Linked DNA regions of Homo sapiens: region 1 is linked to region 2. Evidence: read pairs that join two places in POLR2A ChIA-PET (ENCODE). Cell type or tissue: HepG2. All regions are shown on one strand. Links, peaks and the distances in the headings refer to the core of each region. The heading gives the core; the rest is flanking DNA.

Region 1 (8,331 bases), core at 299-8,298, 200 kb before region 2:
AAAGCTGCCAACTTGACAGTAAATATGGGACAGATCATATTCAACTAAAACTCCCAGTGTCTAGCTATCAGTCTTGAATCAGCTTTTGGGTCTGTAGCTAGAGACAGATCATCCGTTCTGAGTAGGGCTTAACTGGACAAACTAAAGCTTTGGAGGCCAAATTCCCTGTGGGCTTCAAATAGAAATATAGCCAGGTCACTAAAGAGGGAAAAGGGATAGAAAAAATATGAGTTAGGCCAGGTTCGGTGGCTCACACCTGTAATCCCAGCACTTTGGGAGGCCGAGGTGGGCAGATCACGAGGTCAGGAGATCGAGACCATCCTGGCTAACATGGTGAAACCGTCTCTACTAAAAGTACAAAAAAAATTAGCCTTGCGTGGTGGTGGGTGCCTGTAGTCCCAGCTACTCGGGAGGCTGAGGAAGGAGAATGGTGTGAACCTGGGAGGCGGAGCTTTCAGTGAGCCGAGATCGCGCCACTGTACTCCAGCCTGGGCGACAGTGAGACTCCGTCTCAAAAAAAAAAAAAAAAGAAAAAATATGAATTAAACCGGGTGTGGTGGCTCGTACCTGTAATCCCAACACCTTGGGAGGATTGCTTGAGCCCAGGAATTCAAGACCAGCCTGGGCAACACAGGGAGACTCCAGCTCTACAAAAAATTCAAAAGTTAGCTAGGCATGGTGGCATGTACTTATGGTCCCAGTTACTTTGGAGGCTGAGGTGGCAGGATCACTTGGGCCCAGGAGGTTGAAGTTGCAGTGGGCTATGATCACACCACTGCACTCCAGCCTGGGCAATAGGAGTCTCAAAAAAAATGAAAGTTAGAAAAAAGGAACATTTTCGGTCTGTTTATATAAATACAAACATAAAATTACCCCAGTTGCAGTCTCCTGTTTATTCCACAGTACCTCATCCTTTTTTGCAGACAGCAGGGAAAAAACTGGCACAATAGTCAAAATTGCCAGGTTTGGTGGCTCACGCCTGTAATCCCAGCACTTTGGGAGGCAGAAGTGGGCAGATTACCTGAGGTCAGGAGTTCGAGACTAGCCTGACCAATATGGTGAAACCCCATCTCTACTAAGAATACAAAATTAGCCGGGCATGGTGGCACATGCCTGTAATCCCAGCTACTTGGGAAGCTGAGGCAGGAGACTTGCTTGAACCCAGGAGGCAGAGGTTGCAGTGAGCTGAGATCACGCCATTGCACTCCAGCTTGGGCAACAAGAGCGAAACTCTGTCTTAAAAAAGTCAAAATCTTGCACCTCTACCCTGAAACCCTTCCAATCCTAAAGTAGCACAACTTTGCTAGGATTCTTAAAACCACACATTCTGAAGAAAAATAAACTTCCAAATATGTTACTGACCTAATTCTACTCTTACAATGGGAGTTATCACCCATCAATTCCAATCTATCGCCCTCTTCTGTGTAGCAGTCACCTAGCTGCTTAGAAATCCCAATGGCATCTTAGAGATCCATGGGAAAACATAGGCTAACTACAAGTCAGGACCCTTCTTGCAGTTTCCCAAGATGGGTGTGGGTTGTTCCAGCCTGTCTTATTTCCTTTCCACCTACAAGTCTGCCATATTTGCTTTTCTACGACTGCAGTCCTCTTAAAATTGATAGCAGGAAACCTCTGATAGCTACTTGTCCCCAGCTTTAATTGGGTCTTTTCAGGAAAAGGTATCAATTCACACTTGTTCCTGACCACAGCAAAGCACAGCACAGCAGGCTGATAAAGTCTTTGCAGGAATTTACATTATTAGAAGAGCATGAAAACTGCTGCTCAGAAACATTTACTTTCCCCTAAGGCCACCTTCTTTCTAGGCAGGGGAGGGGGCTAGACAAGGGTCCTGGAATCCATTTCATTATCCCAACTTTGTTTTGAGCTTATTTCCATTTTATAGCCATAGAAAGCTTCAAGTACTACTACATACACATCCATCACCACAACCTGAGGCCAAAGGCCCAGAACATTCTATAGCAATGTCTTAACAAATATCCTTAAACATTGATTTTTTTCAGATTAGGACTAAAGATTTAATTTAAATGTTTCTTTATCATGCACTGCATTTCTCAACATGCACAACAGTTGCAGGATGGGTGAGAGAATGTGACTAAAGAGTACTGAAATACCCCACAGAAACTTAACTTCTGTAAGGATGGACTCATCCCCACCAACCTGGGCATCTGATCAAGTGACCGTCTTCAACGCTGTTATTTGAACAAATTGTAATTCACACACATACACATCTGCATCAGATTTATTTTTTAAAGGAATGGATTTTGAGAGAAAACAACGTGGGCAGAAGTATGGAATAGAAAATAAATACAAATGTAGGCTATTCTGCTAATTGTTTTATAACCACGACAAACTAGTACAGAGAATGCCCTGTACAAAACACAACAAAGGTTCAAACATCGAGATGTTCCCTTAGCAAGGCTGAAAATTTCAGTCTCTGGTATTTGGAATTTAGGCTGCAGTCCTTGTTTTTGGATGGATCACTGGGTGTGTGGCACAGTCCATGCTTTTAACCAGATTTGAACAGAAGAATGGCCACTTGGCCCAGGTAGAAGTAGATGAAGTGTTTGGTTTCATGTGTCACATAACTACCGAAGTTCCTCCCCACGATGCAATGCCAGGTGGGATTGTACTTCTTGTCAAATTCCTGGAAAAGACAAAAGAAAAGAACTAGGATTTTAATTACCAGAGGTCAGTGTTTGCCTCTTGGATAAGCCAGAGCCTGTAGGGGCAGAAAGGAGGAACGTCAGCATCTGCAAATTCTTAGAATGAAAGAATGTTCCCCAGCTCCAAGCCGCCTACATAGTACATTAATACAAACATACTTGCAGTCTGAGCGAAGATGGGAATGGAGGCTGAGGAGGTCAAAGGACGAAAGGTCAGCCCTAAAGACAGGGTGTTTTGTTATTATGGTAATTACACCTTCATACCTTCTATAATATTCATTGACAGACGGTGACATCAACAGGTGTAGTTTATCATGTTCTGTGTAGAGAACTAAACTACCCTACTGTATTTGCCATGCCCCCAATTCCAAGAAAACGGCAAAAAATTAGCCCATCCCATTCCTCATCACAAAGATCTTAACTGCACCCCTGCAACACAAGACTTTTCCAATAGGACAAAACTTCAAACAGCATTGTATACCAAATGATTGCGGATCAAAATTAAATTTACAGGAACACAATACTGAAGCACTCCACTGTTGCTGTAAAAACTGCTGGAAACAGAATCTGTCAACTGGCCAAATTTTATCCTTAATTATTATCCAAACAGCCGTCCTCTTCACATCTATCCGGATGATGCTAATCTACTACCCTGTCCACTAGGTTAGCAAGTTGTAGGAACAACTCTTCACCATTTCTCCCACCCTAAGAGGTACTGGGGAGTAGAATGCCTGTGGGGGGCATTGGGTGGCAACGGTTATCTTTCTCTGCAAAATTCTTACAAGTGTTTGTGGAGCGTCACACAAGATTTAGCTACTCTAACTGCACGCAGTGCGAAAACCTTTTAAAGCTATGAAGGGGAGTAACGCTCTTGCAAGCTAGAGGCACGCACTGCTGCGTTTGTCAAAAAAGGCATTTATTTCTGTTCCATCTGAAGTCTTTCATCTTCCCATTCTCGACTGGAACCCTCCCACGGCTTAGGCTGCCAGCTTTCTTCCCTTCCAGCAAACACTGCTCGAGAAGTTGGCAGTCCTGCCGGCTTTCTAGACTGCCATTTACCAAGCCCCTACCCCAGCCCCCAGCCCCGCCACCACCCACCACCTTCCCTCAACTCCCCACTGGAAGGCTGGCAAGATCTCCTCCCGGCCCGGCTGGAAACACCCACGCAGCTCCCCCCTCCGGAACACCCAGATGGATCCTCGGCGCAGGAACCACACAGAAGGGGGAACCGCTGCTCCCTGATCTTAGATACCGTTGCTAGGTGGCGCTTTCCCCCCGCGGAGCTGGGTAATTAAAAAAAAAAAAAAAAAAACTTCGGACGCCGGGGGTCTGGTCTTCTCCACAGGAGCGCAAAATGCATCTGCGTCCTTTCTGGAAGCTTCTACGCCCCAAGCCGCCAGCAGTATTCCCGGGACCTGTCAGGCGCCCTTAGGAAAGCAGGATCGGGGGGAAGGAACCCCCTGCTCCCGGCTGCGTATCGGCCCCCGCGCCCATCCTCACCTTCTTGATATGAGCCGCAATGTCCTTCTCTATGTTGTATTTCTCCAGCGCCTGAGTAGCGCACTCCACCGAGTCCTGTTGCATCTCTTCCGACATGTCCGCATTTTTGATCACGGCCTTTCGGTCGCACATGGTTACCTAGTGGGCAAGGCCTGGGGTAAGGGGTTGAGTTGGGCCGCGCCCCCCAGGCACTAACTGCCCCCACCCCGGCCGGCGCCACCACGGGACGACGCCCCCCACCCCACTTCTCAGGAAGCGCGGGCTACGCGGAGGGCTAAGTCCGGAGTGGGGCGAAATAAGGCAGCGAGGACACCCCCTGGCCCCCCGAGTTTCTCACCGTGGAGAAGGGGGCTGGCCGACTGCAACGGTCTCCTGGGGGAGGTGCTAGCACAGCTCAGGCCCGGCTAGAGATACCGTCGCTACCGAAACCGTGGCGCATCTAAGCAGCCCCACGCCAGCCGCCGCCGCCTAGTGCTCAGGCCCCGCCCTGCTCCCGCCGGCCCCGCCCCTCGCCGCGCGACCCTATTGGCTTGACGCAGCCCACGGCATTCTTCCATTGGTCCATTGACTCCATGGTTCCCTCAGGATCTTTCTCCTGCATTTTGTTGCAGACCACAATGCACCGCTCACGGCGTCGGTTGCCCGGGCAATGGGCCGCACGCTACGAGGCCCACACACCCAGAAGGTGGAGCCCCGGCCGGGTTACGAGGACCACCCAGCTGTCTGGAGAGGTAGGAAGGGAGCTTCTGCCGGGGCCAAGGGAAGTGATTCCAAATTCACGGAGGTTGTCCCAGGGTGTGTTCTCGAACAACAGTCTCTAGAAGTTGGTGGCCATTCCTGCCCCCACCCCCCCGCCCCCCCACCACGACAGGTCGCATGATCTCGCACCCCAGGTTAGCAGGATTACGACAGAGGTGGCCTCTCCCTTTACTGAAAGGGTATCTCTGAAGCAGGGCCGGCTTCGTGGGTAAACCAGCAGTGCAGTCTCACAGGAGGGACCCTTACGTTTTCATTTTGCACTGGGCCCCATTTGTAGTCGGTTCTGCTCTGAAATATTTAGGGGAGGGCATCCTCAGGATTGAGGGAGGGCTTCAAGGAGGGAGGGTGTTTCCTTACGAATTAAGGGATTATCCCCAAGAGTGGGGTCTCTGCCAAGCAATGCGGACATCCTTTAAGGGGTTGGGGATGGGGATCCGGGTGGATTTGGGAGTGTTGAGCCCCGGGGTTTTTGTCCAGGGTGAAGCTTCTTGCTCAGGTGAGGCAGTCTTTCCTGTGTGGGAGAGATTCTTGGTTGGGATTTATCTCTGAGGAGGAGGTATTCTAATGGACGAAAAAGCGGCCGTTAGAGAGATGACGTCCCCTCTGGCTTAGGGAGGAGACACGAAGTGGTTAAAAAAGCAAGATCTTGGGGGAGTTGAGGGACAAGTCAGATCTGGATTTAAATCCCAGCACTGTCATTTACTAGCTATTTGAATGTCTTCTTTAAGTAAAGGAGGACTAAATGTAAAAGGAAACCAGTTCATACGCTTGTTAGCAGTATTAAACATTTGAAGTTCTCTCAGCACAATGTGAGGCACATAGTAAATGATCAATGAATCTTATCAATAATTGTCAGTTTATACAACTATCCCAAAGGCCACAGCAAGGTTTTGAACAACCAGCTCTGAAATGCCTATAATGTATTTTTCGAACCTCCATAAATAAGTTATCAGGTTAATCATGTATCTGGAAGCTTCCTATTTACATTTCTACATTTTCCTCTGACCATCTACTCTCATTACTCCTTAAAACAATTTGTGGCTGGGCATGATGGCTCACACCTGTAATCCCAGCACTTTGAGAAGCCGAGTCAAGGGGATCGCTTGAGCTCAGTAGTTGGAGACCAGCCTGGGCAATATGGCCAAACCCCATCTCAAAAAATAAAAATAAAACAATTTGAGCAGAGGCACACAACTCCAGAAAGAAAAAGATGGGAATAGGCCGGGTGCGGTGGCTCATGCCTATAATCCCAGCACTTTGGGAGGCCGAGGCGGGTGGATGACCTGAGGTAAGGAGTTTGAGACCAGCCTGATCAACATGGAGAAACCCCATCTCTACTAAAAATACAAAATTAGCTGGGCATGGTGGCACGTGCCTGTAATCCCACCTACTCAGGAGGCTGAGGCAGGAGAATCACTTGAACCCGGGACACAGAGTCTGTAGTGAGCCGAGATCGCGCCATTGCACTCCAGCCTGGGCAACTCCGTCTCAAAAAAAAAAAAAAGGAAAAAAATGGCAATAATTAGAACCTTTTCAGGTTCAACATATGCATATCAATTAAATCAACAGCTTTTTCCAGTTCCATGTTTCTAATGATGAGATTCAGGGTTTGAGGAGTTATAATATTACTATAGTACCTCTCTTGAGGAAGAAATAGGTTGACAACAAGTGAGGACCCTGGAAATGCAAATGACACTAAAGTAAAGCCACGGTGACTCCACTAAGTAGAAACCCCAGGGAAATTTCCTAAATCATCCTCATGATTTTTTTCCATATCTACACTACACTACCCCTGTTATTATTTATTTAATTTTTACTATAATAATACTATCATCATAATATAGTAATGTAATTGTTCATTAATAATACCTTATATGGCCGGGTGTGGTGGCTCACGCCTGTAATCCCAGCACTTTGGGAGGCCGAGGCAGGCGGATCACGAGGTCAGGAGATCAAGACCATCCTGGCTAACATGGTGAAACCCCATCTTTACTAAAAATACAAAAAAAAAAAAAATTAGCCGGGCGTGGTGGTGAGCGCCTGTAGTCCCAGCTAGTTGGGAGGCTGAGGCAGGAGAACGGCGTGAACCCCAGAGGCTGAGCTTGCAGTGAGCCGAGATCGCACCACTGCACTCCAGCCTGGGAGACAGAGCGAGACTCTCTCAAAAAAAATAAATAAATAAAAAATAAAAAATAATACTGTATATAATATTCTATATAATAATTTTATTTGAACTCCCTTTATTTTTTAAATAAGTATACTTTTTATTTTATTTTATTTTTTTGAGATGGAGTCTCACTCTGTCGCCCAGACTGGAGTGCAGTGGCGCGATCTGGGTTCAAGTGATTCTTCTGCCTTGGCCTCCTGAGTAGCTGGGATACAGGTGCACACCACCATGCCCGGCTAATTTTTCTATTTTTGTAGAGACAGGGTCTTGCCATGTTGGCCAGGCTGGTCTTGAACTCCTGAGCTCAAGTGATCCGCCTGCCTTGGCCTCCCTAAGTTTTGGGATTACAGGCGTGAGCCATCGCACCCGGCCTAATAAGTATGCTTTTAAAAGACAAATTTATATCATTACCATAAATGGAAAGCCAGTCTCATTGGCCATAAATAGAAGGTAACTATAAAATATAAATATTAGAATATAAAACATTTGTTTTTGCATTGTTAAACTGATCTCAGACACTATGAGTGATATGTGTCCTGCACTTGGAAAATGCTACCCTCGAGGAGGGTTCTTAAATGGGGTCCACGACCGGATTGCAAAGGTTTTCCAAGCCCTCTGGAATTATGCACAAAAATGTATGTAGTGCTTACAGGCATTTTTCCAAAGAGAGGATCCTTAGCTTCCATCAGATTCATAAAGGGATTCAGAACCTAAGGAGGATTAAAAAAAAAAACTCTTCTACAATAACCCAGACTCCTAGAATAAATGTGAGATTCCTTCACCAGGTCCCCCTGAAGTGGCCCATATGGGGTTCTGTAGCATCACACATTTTGGCAACTTACTATATCTACTCCTGCCTGATAAACTTGCTTAAAAATCCTTCTAAGCCTGAAAACCTGCATTTTTCATTCTTGCCACAGGAAATTATAACTAGGGGTTAATGTTTCTGAGAGCACGGGCTTTGGAATCAACCTAAGCTATGAGCTCCTTCAAGTTAGTTAACCTCTCCAAGGCACAGGTTCCTGATTGTTATTTTTTATTTTTATTTATTTATTTTTTTTGAGACGGACTCTTGCTCTGTCACCCAGGCTGGAGTGCAGTAGTGCGATCTCAGCTCACTGCAACTTCACCCTCCTGGGTTCAAGCGATTCTCCTGCCTCAGCCTCCCGAGTAGCTGGGATTACAGGCGTTTGCCACTACACCTGGCTAATCTTTGTATTT
Region 2 (8,331 bases), core at 289-8,288:
GAGGAATTCTTTGAACTTTTCGTGTTTACAATTTTTTATGATAAAATGTTGGGGGAAATGTTACTTTCTTTTTTTTTTTTTTTTTTTTTTTTTTTGAGACGGAGTCTCGCTTTGTCACCCAGGCTGGATTACAGTGGCATGATCTCAGCTCATGGCAACCTCTACCTCCCAGGTTCAAGCGATCCTCCTGCCTCAGCCCCCCTAGTAGCTGGGATTACAGGCAAGCGCCACCACGCCCCGTTAATTTTTGTATTTTGTATTTTTGTAATTTTGTATTTTTGTATTTTGTATTTACAGGGATGTCGCCATGTTACCAGGCTGATCTTGAACTCCTGACCTCAGGTGATCCACCTGCCTTGGCCTCCCAAAGCGTTGGGATTACACGCTCGAGCCACCACACCTAGACCAGATGTAGGTTTCTAATAGCTTTCTACATCCTGAAGGAAAACAGGCAGTGAGGGTGAAAGTTGCTTCAAATTTTAGAAACTGTGAACATTCTGTGGAAATAAATCCTTATTATTTGAGCCTCTTTTTGAATTAAGGTGTCCAAACCCTTTTGAATTAACATATGATCCAGCAATTTTACTTCTAGGTATGTACACCAAAGAATAGAAAACAGGGGCCAGGCGCGGTGGCTCACACCTGTAATCCCAGCACTTTGGGAGGCCGAGGCAGGCAGATCACTTGAGGTCAGGAGTTCAAGACCAGCCTGACCAACATGGAGAAACCCCGTCTCTACTAAAAAAAAAAAAAAAAAAAAAATTATCTATATATATATTTATACATATATATATATAAAATTAGCCAGGCATGGTGGCGCATACCTGTCATCCCAGCTACTTGGGAGGCTGAGGCAGGAGAATCACCTGAACCCAGGAGGCAGAGGTTGTGGTGAGCTGAGATTGCGCCTTTGCAGTCCAGACTGCGCAACAAGAGCGAAACTCAGTCTCAAAAAAAAAAAAAAGGAAAACAGAAACTTAAGCTGATATTTGCACACCAATAGCAGCATTATTCCCATAGACAAAAGGTGGAAACCAGCAATGACCATCTAAAAATAAATGGATAGGCCGGGCGCCGTGGCTCAGCACTTTGGGAGGCTGAGGCAGGAGGATCACTTGAGGTCAGGAGCTTGAGACCAGCCTGGCCAACATGGTGAAACCCTGTCTCTACTAAAAATACAAAAATTAGCCAGGATTGGTGGCACGCACCTGTAATCCCAGTTAGTTACTCGGGAGGCTGAGACAGGAGAACTGCTTGAACCCCAGAGGCGGAGGTTGCATGGGCTGAGATTGAGTCTATGTACTCCAGCTTGGGCAACAGAGCGAGACTCCCCCTCAAAAAAAAAAAAAAAAAGGATAAACAGTTGGTCCGGGCGGCAGCTCATGCCTATAGTCCCAGCACTTTGGGAGGCCAAGATGGGAGGATCACTTGGGCCCAGGAGTTCGAGACCAGCCTGGGCAACATGGTGAGATCCTGTCTGTACGAAAAATACAGAAAGTATCCAGCTGAAGTGGGAGGAGGATCACTTGAGGCCTGGAAGCAGAGGTTGAAGTGAGCTGAGATCGCGCCACTGCATTCCAGCCTGGGCGACAGAGCCAAAAGCTGTCTCAAAAAAGAATGAATGGGACCGGGCGCGGTGGCTCACGGCTGTAATCCCAGCACTTTGGGAAACCAAGGCGGGTGGATCACCTGAGGCCAGGAGTTCAAGACCAGCCTGACCAACATGGTGAAACCCCGTGTCTACTAAAAATAATCCCAGCTCCTCGGGAGGCTGAGGCAGGAGAATCGCTTGAACCTGGGAGGCGGAGGTTGATCTCGCCATTGCGCTCCAGCCTGGGCAACAAAAGCAAAACTTCGTCTCAAAAAAAAAAATAGACAAGAATAAATGGGCTGGGTGAAGTGGCTCACACCTGTAATTCCAGCACTTTGGGAGGCCGAGGCAGGCAGATCACGTGAGGTCAGGAGTTTGAGACCAGCCTGGCCAACATGGTGAAATCCTGTCTCTACTAAAAATACAAAGAGTGGTGGCATGCATCTGTAATCCCAGCTACTTGAGAGATGGAGGCAGGAGAATCGCTTGAATCCGGGAGGCAGTGGTTGCAATGAGCCGAGATCATGCCACTGCACTCCAGCCTGGGCAACAAGAGCAAAAACTCCATCTCAAAAAAAAAAAAAGATAACATCTCATACAGTGAAATATTATTCAGCCATAAAATTAATGAATTCCTGATATATACTACAACATGGATGAACCTTAAAAACATTATTCTGAATGAAATAAGACTGACCTCAAGGACAAATATTGTATGATTCCATTTATATATATATAAAGTACTCACAAAGTCATAGAGATAGAAAGTAGAAAAGAGGTTGCCACGGGGGCTGGAGGAGAAGGGAACAGGGAGTAAGGGTTTAATGGGTACAGAGTCTCAGTTTCCACCCTTGGGCATGAAAGATAAAGTTCTGGAGGTAAGTAGTGATGATGGTTACACAACAATGTGAACATATTCTATGCCAGTGAATTTACACTTAAGGTTAAAATGGTAAATTTTATGTATACTTTGGCATAATTTAAAAAAAAGTTTGAAAAAGAAAAAAGACAAAACAATAATCGTCTTTGGAGAAGTCTGTTACACTGAATCTGGAGCCAAGTGAACAGAACCCTGATTTTGATCCCTTTTCTCTCAAAAGCCCTTCGCAGTCTCTGAATTAAGTCTATTAGCATGTTCCTCCCATAGTGCTTTGCTTCATATCAACAAAAACCTAGCTAAGTGAAATCAGCAACGATATGCAGAAACCACCTACGCAGGTCACAAACATCTTTCTATGATTGTATAATTTTCAAGCAAGCAATAAGTGAAGATTTTTCCATAGGCCCTAAACTCACCTTTGCGAAATAGGAAGCTGGTTTATTGGGAGTGATGAGCAGGGGGCGTAACAAATTAGCTTTGCGCAGTGGCAGTATCGTAGCCAATGAGGTCTATCCGAGGCGCGATTATTGCTAATTGAAAACTTTTCCCAATACCCCGCCGTGACGACTTGCAATATAGTCGGCACTGGCAATTTTTGACAGTCTCTACGGAGACTGAATTTTCTTGCAGTTGAACAACAGAGGCTTTTTTTGTGTGTGTGGGGGTGCTTGGTTTTGGGAGGTTGAAGAGTACTTGTTCGCAAACTCTCTAAATGAGAGATGGGGAAGTGTCTTACCAGCTGATTCGCGAGAGCACCTGCAAGTTTACCTGTTTTAGTGATTTGCGTTTATGAAAGTTGGAGTTGCTGATTTTGTGATCTCTACTTTTAAGGTAAAAGCAGGGCGGTGTTGACTTTTCTTGCCAGTTGGCTGTCCTGTTTTCTTTCTCGCACTGTTTTCTTTTTGAGACGAAGTCTGTCGCTCAGGCTGGAGTGCACTGGCGTGATCTCGGCTCGCTGCAAACTTTGCCGAACCCCTGTTTAGCGATTTCCGTTTGTGAAAGTTGGAGTTGCTGATTTTGTGATCTCTACTTTTAAGGTAAATGCAGGGCGGTGTTGACTTTTCTTGCCAGCTGGCTGTCCTGTTTTCTTTCTCTCGCACTGTTGTTTTCTTTTTGAGACGAAGTCTGTCGCTCAGGCTGGAGTGCACTGGCGCGATCTCGGCTCGCTGCAAACTGCCGCCCGGGTTCAAGCGATTCTCGTGCCTCAGCCTCCCGACTAGCTGGGATTACAGGCGCCTGCCCACCGCACCCCGCTGATTTTTTTGTATTTTTAGTAGCGACCCCGTTTCACCATCTTGTCCAGGCTGGTCTTGAACTCCTGACCTCGTGATCCACCCGCCTCGGCCTCCCAGAGTGCTGGGATTACAGGCGTGAGCCACCGCGCCCAGCCGTGTTCTCCATTCAGATTTTGTCACAGTGACGTCCTAAAATTATTCCCAACTCCCCCCACCCTGCTGTTTCCGCACCCTCGAGCACAGCTAGTCGTCCGTCTGCGCCCTCCAGGCTCGCTTTCCCACTGCTCACTCTCCTCGCTCAAAATTCAAGTCTCAACCGAGTCATCTCTGTGACGTCACGTTGATTTGCATAAGATTCCCCAGCGTCCCAAGCGAATATTCTTATGGTTTTCAAAACCTGAATGTTTGACACGGGATGTTCCAACAACAAGAAACCTCCTATGCAGATGGGCCTTAAATACGGCTGGTGGAGTGGGAACACGTCGTATACACGGACACACGGGCAGGCACTCACCCTCAATGTAATGGTAGTCATCATCCGTGGGGGAGCGGGGCGCGAACAGAACCTTTCCAGCTTTGCGCAGTGGCAGTATCGTAGCCAATGAGGTTTATCCGAGGCGCGATTATTGCTAATTGAAAACTTTTCCCAATACCCCGCCATGACGACTTGAAATATAGTCGGCATTGGCAATTTTTGACAGTCTCTACGGAGACTGAATTTTTAAAAGTCTAAAGAAAAGGGTTTTAGGAAGTTGTATTATAGCAGGTTGTGTCTTATGTTTGGTTTGATAAGTTATGAGCTGTTCCTATGATAGTTTTTTGGTTGTTGTTCAGGAGTATTCCGTGATTGAATGTCCGGGGTTCTGTGCGGGTACTGTGAGTTGTTTTCCAAAATGTATGACACTATGTTGGGAACTGGGTTCTAACTAAGACAGTTATCGTTAATCTTTTTTATCCAAATGCAGCCAGCGAGTGAGCTACTCCACTTCCTTTGTCACTGAAGGTCACAGATTCCCTTAAAGGGAAGGGGAACTCTAAAACTAACACATTAATACATCCAAAGTCTTCCTTTTTTTTTTTTTTTTTTTTTTTGAGACGGAGTTTTCGCTGTTTCCCAGGCTGGGGTACAGTGGCGCGATCTCGGCTGACTGCAACCTCCACATTCCGGGTTCAAGCGATTCTCTGTCTCAGCCTCCGGAGTAGCTGGGATTACGGGAGCCCAACATCACGCCCGGCTCATTTTTGTATTTTTAGTGGAGACGGGGTTTCGCCTTCTTGGCCAGGCTGGTTTCAAACTCCTGACCTCAGGTGATCCGCCTACCTCGGCCTTCCGAAGTGCTGGGATTACAGGTGTGAACCACCGCGTTTTCTTCCTTTTAAAGCGACCAAGAGGGAAAAAGGCACAGAAGATTGCTCAGGTCCTACTGTGGAGTCCTCGGCAGAGCTGGGGCTTATCAGGTTCTCTTGCCCCTAGTGTGGTACTTGTTCCCACTACACCAGCCTCTTCCAGTCTTACCTTTTTACGAAGACCTGGGCTGTCCATGGACAGAGGTCCTCAGGAGTCACAACTCTGGGCATGGCGGATCCAGCTGGACCTGCTTAGGACACCGCCCATAAAAGACTCCTCCAGCCTGTAGCAAAAAGAGGTGGCAAAAAGGGTGGCAACAGTACCTACAAGGTCAAAGACGGTGCTGGGAAAAACAGCTCCAGTGGCAAATTAAACTCAGTCCCCAGTTCAAGGACCTCACAGACTGGAGACGTGGAGGCGAAGGTAGCAGTGAGCTGAAATTGCGCCACTGCACTCCAGCCTGGGTGACAGTGAGACTCTGTCTCAAAAAAAAAGAAAAAAGAAAGAAGAAGAAGCCGGGAGCGGTGGCCCACGCCTGTCATCCCAGCACTTTGGGAGGCCAGGGCGGGCAGATCACGAGGTCAGGAGTTCAAGACCAGCCTGGCCAACATGGTGAAACCCTATCTCTACTAAAAATACAAAAAAAAAAAAAAAAAAAAAAAATTAGCCAGCCATGGTCGTGGGCGCCTGTAATCCCAGCTACTCGGGAGGCTGAGGCAGGGGAGTCGCTTGAACCCGGGAGGCGGAGATTGCAGTGAGCCAAGACCGCGCCATTGCCCTCCAGCCTGGGCGACAGAGTGAGACTCCGTCTCAAAAAGAAAAAAAAAAAAGTTATCCAAAACTTAGAAATAACGTGAAAAGAAGAGTGCATGTCCTTTCAAAATCAAACTACAACAATTTCTTAAATTTTGGCGTGCATAAAAATAACCTTGAGAATTTGTTAAGACACAGATCGAATCCCCATTCCTAGAGATTCCAATTCAGGAGGCCTGGGATGGAGACTAAGATTCTGCATTTCTAAAAGTTCGCAGGTGCTGGTCCAGGGTCCACAGCTTGAACAGCAGGGGAAGAAATGTAGCATTGTATAATTAGCATCATCACACGCTAGAAGAAAACTCGACTTACTGTTTATTGCAGATTTTTTATTAGAGATGGGTTCTTGGCCGGACCTGGTGGCTCACGCCTGTAATCCCAGCACTTTGGGAGGCCAAGGCAGGAGGATCTCTTGAGTCCAAGAGTTCAAGACCAGCTTGGGCAACATCATGAGACACTTGTCTCTACCAAAAAATATGAGAATGTTTTTGTTGTTGTTCTTTTTGTTTTTGTTTTTTGGAGAGAGCAGGGTCTCACCCCGTCACCCCAGCTGGAGTGCAGTCATGCAATATCAGCTCACTGCAATCTCCACTTCCCAGGCTCAAGTGATCCTCTCACCTCAGCCTCCTGAGTAGATGGAACTATAGGCACGTGCCACCACACTCAGCTAATTTTATTTTATTTTTTGTAGGGGTGGAGGTTTTGCATATTGCTCAAGCTAGTCTCAAACTCCTGGGCTCAAGCCACCCACCTGCCTTGGCCTCCCAATGTGCTGAGATTACAGGCATGAGCCATCGTGCCTGGAAAAATTAAAAAATTAGTGTTTGCCTGTAATCCTAGCTACTCAGGAGGCTGAGGCAGGAGGGTTGCTTGAGCCTAGGAGGTCGAGGCTGCAGTGAACCGTGATATCGCCACCGCACTCCAGCCCAGGTGACAGAGTGAGACCCTATCTCAAAATCCCCCACAAGGAAAATCCAAACAAAAAAATTGAGGTAAAATTTACATAACATAAAATTAACCATATTAAAGTGGATCCATTTTTTTGTTATTATTCTGCAAGCAAGGAGGGGAGAGAGGGCTTCATGTGATTTTTACGTATCATTGTTTTCTGTTTCAAATCTAAATTCTTTTTTCTGAATACAAAAATTACTGCATGTTTGTATATAAAATTCAAATATACACATGAAACAGTGACAAAGGCTCTCACAATAATCTCACCTTGACTCCAAGGAGATAGTCACAGGTACGTGAGATTATTCCTCCAAAATGTTCTACTTATAGGTCAACATAATTATTAACAAAAATTGGATTATACTTGGCCGGGCGCAGTGGCTCACACCTGTAATCCCAGCACTTTGGGAGGCCGAGGCAGGTGGATCATGAGGTCAGGAGATCGAGACCATCCTGGCTAACACGGTGAAACCCTGTCTCTACTAAAAATACAAAAAAAATTAGCCAGGCGTGGTGGCGGGCGCCTGTAGTCCCAGCTACTTGGGAGGCTGAGGGAGGAGAATGGCATGAACCTGGGTGGCGGAGCTTGCAGTGAGACAAGATCGTGCCACTGTACTCCAGCCTGGGCGACAGAGCGAGACTCCATCTCAAAAAAAAAAAAAAAAATTGGATTATACTCTACATATAGTTCTATTACTTCCTTTTTCTTTCTGCTGTACAATACATTGTGGACACATTTTCCATGCCAGCACCTAATTCCCCTTTTCCCATATGGATGTGACCTACCAAGGTTAACCAATCCCCCATTATTGGACACGTGAGTTGTTTCCAGTTTTTCCCATAAGCAATGCTATAATGAATACGCTTGATGCTACGTCATCTTTCCTTACTCTTGGGGTATTTCTGGGGAGAAATCTCTTTCTTTCTTTCTTTCTTTTTTTTTGAGACGAAGTTTTGCTCTTGTTGCTCAGGCTGGAGTACAGCGGCATGATCTCGGCTGATGGCAACCTCCGCCACCCGGGTTCAAGCGATTCTCCTGCCTCAGCCTCCCGAATAGCTGGGACTACAGGCACCTGCCACCACGCCTGACTAATTTTGTATCTTTAGTAGAGACAGGGTTTCACCATATTGGTCAGGCTGGTCTCGATCTCCTCGCCTCAGGTAATCTGGGCGTGGGGAAAATTTCTATAGGTAGAATTGCCTCCTCAAAGGCCATGCTTATTTTGCGTTTTAAGGGATATCCCTATACTGGCACCCCTAAGACTATACCAATGTATTTGCCCAACAAATCACATATGAGGACAGCTGGAGAAGGTTTGACATATACATATTTTTTTTTTTTTGAGACGGAGTCTTGCTCTGTTGCCCAGGCTGGAGTGTAATGGTGCGATCTCAGCTCACTGCAACCTCTGCCTCCTGGGTTCAAGCGATTCTCCTGCCTCAGCCTCCTGAATAGCTGGGATTACAGGCATGTGCCACCACGCCCAGCTAATTTTTGTATTTTTAGTAGAGA

Evidence for each region. Peaks named below come from ENCODE experiments on the same cell type or tissue, not always from the same donor. Only the 100,000 strongest peaks of a DNase experiment are listed, where the experiment ranks them.
Region 1: POLR2A ChIA-PET joins it to region 2 with 12 read pairs; 16 of 35 experiments call an interaction of 5 or more read pairs at or near these places.

What each region holds. Positions count from the first base shown.
Region 1 is chr12:120,492,407-120,500,737 of GRCh38, reverse strand. It overlaps DYNLL1 (dynein light chain LC8-type 1), which reads right to left and starts at 4,625. Exons shown (of 3, transcript NM_003746.3): 1 at 4,522-4,625; 2 at 4,185-4,322; 3 at 2,245-2,665. The coding sequence starts at 4,316. The coding sequence ends at 2,528. NRAV (negative regulator of antiviral response) reads left to right here and starts at 4,792. Exons shown (of 2, transcript NR_038854.1): 1 at 4,792-4,915. RefSeq lists silencers at 4,222-4,741, 5,032-5,081 and an enhancer at 4,301-4,967. In HepG2, for the core only: a CTCF peak has its summit at 3,935 (motif pointing right); a DNase peak (open chromatin) is centred at 4,767; H3K4me3 peaks cover 3,136 bases.
Region 2 is chr12:120,287,851-120,296,181 of GRCh38, reverse strand. RNU4-2 (RNA, U4 small nuclear 2) reads left to right here and starts at 4,279; the gene lies at 4,279-4,423. RNU4-1 (RNA, U4 small nuclear 1) reads left to right here and starts at 2,945; the gene lies at 2,945-3,089. It also overlaps a transcript of SIRT4 not described here. RefSeq lists silencers at 2,955-3,064, 4,245-4,444, 5,182-5,476 and enhancers at 2,301-3,292, 4,285-5,276, 5,277-6,269. In HepG2, for the core only: a CTCF peak has its summit at 3,054; DNase peaks (open chromatin) are centred at 3,091, 4,031, 4,461 and 5,401; H3K4me3 peaks cover 2,727 bases.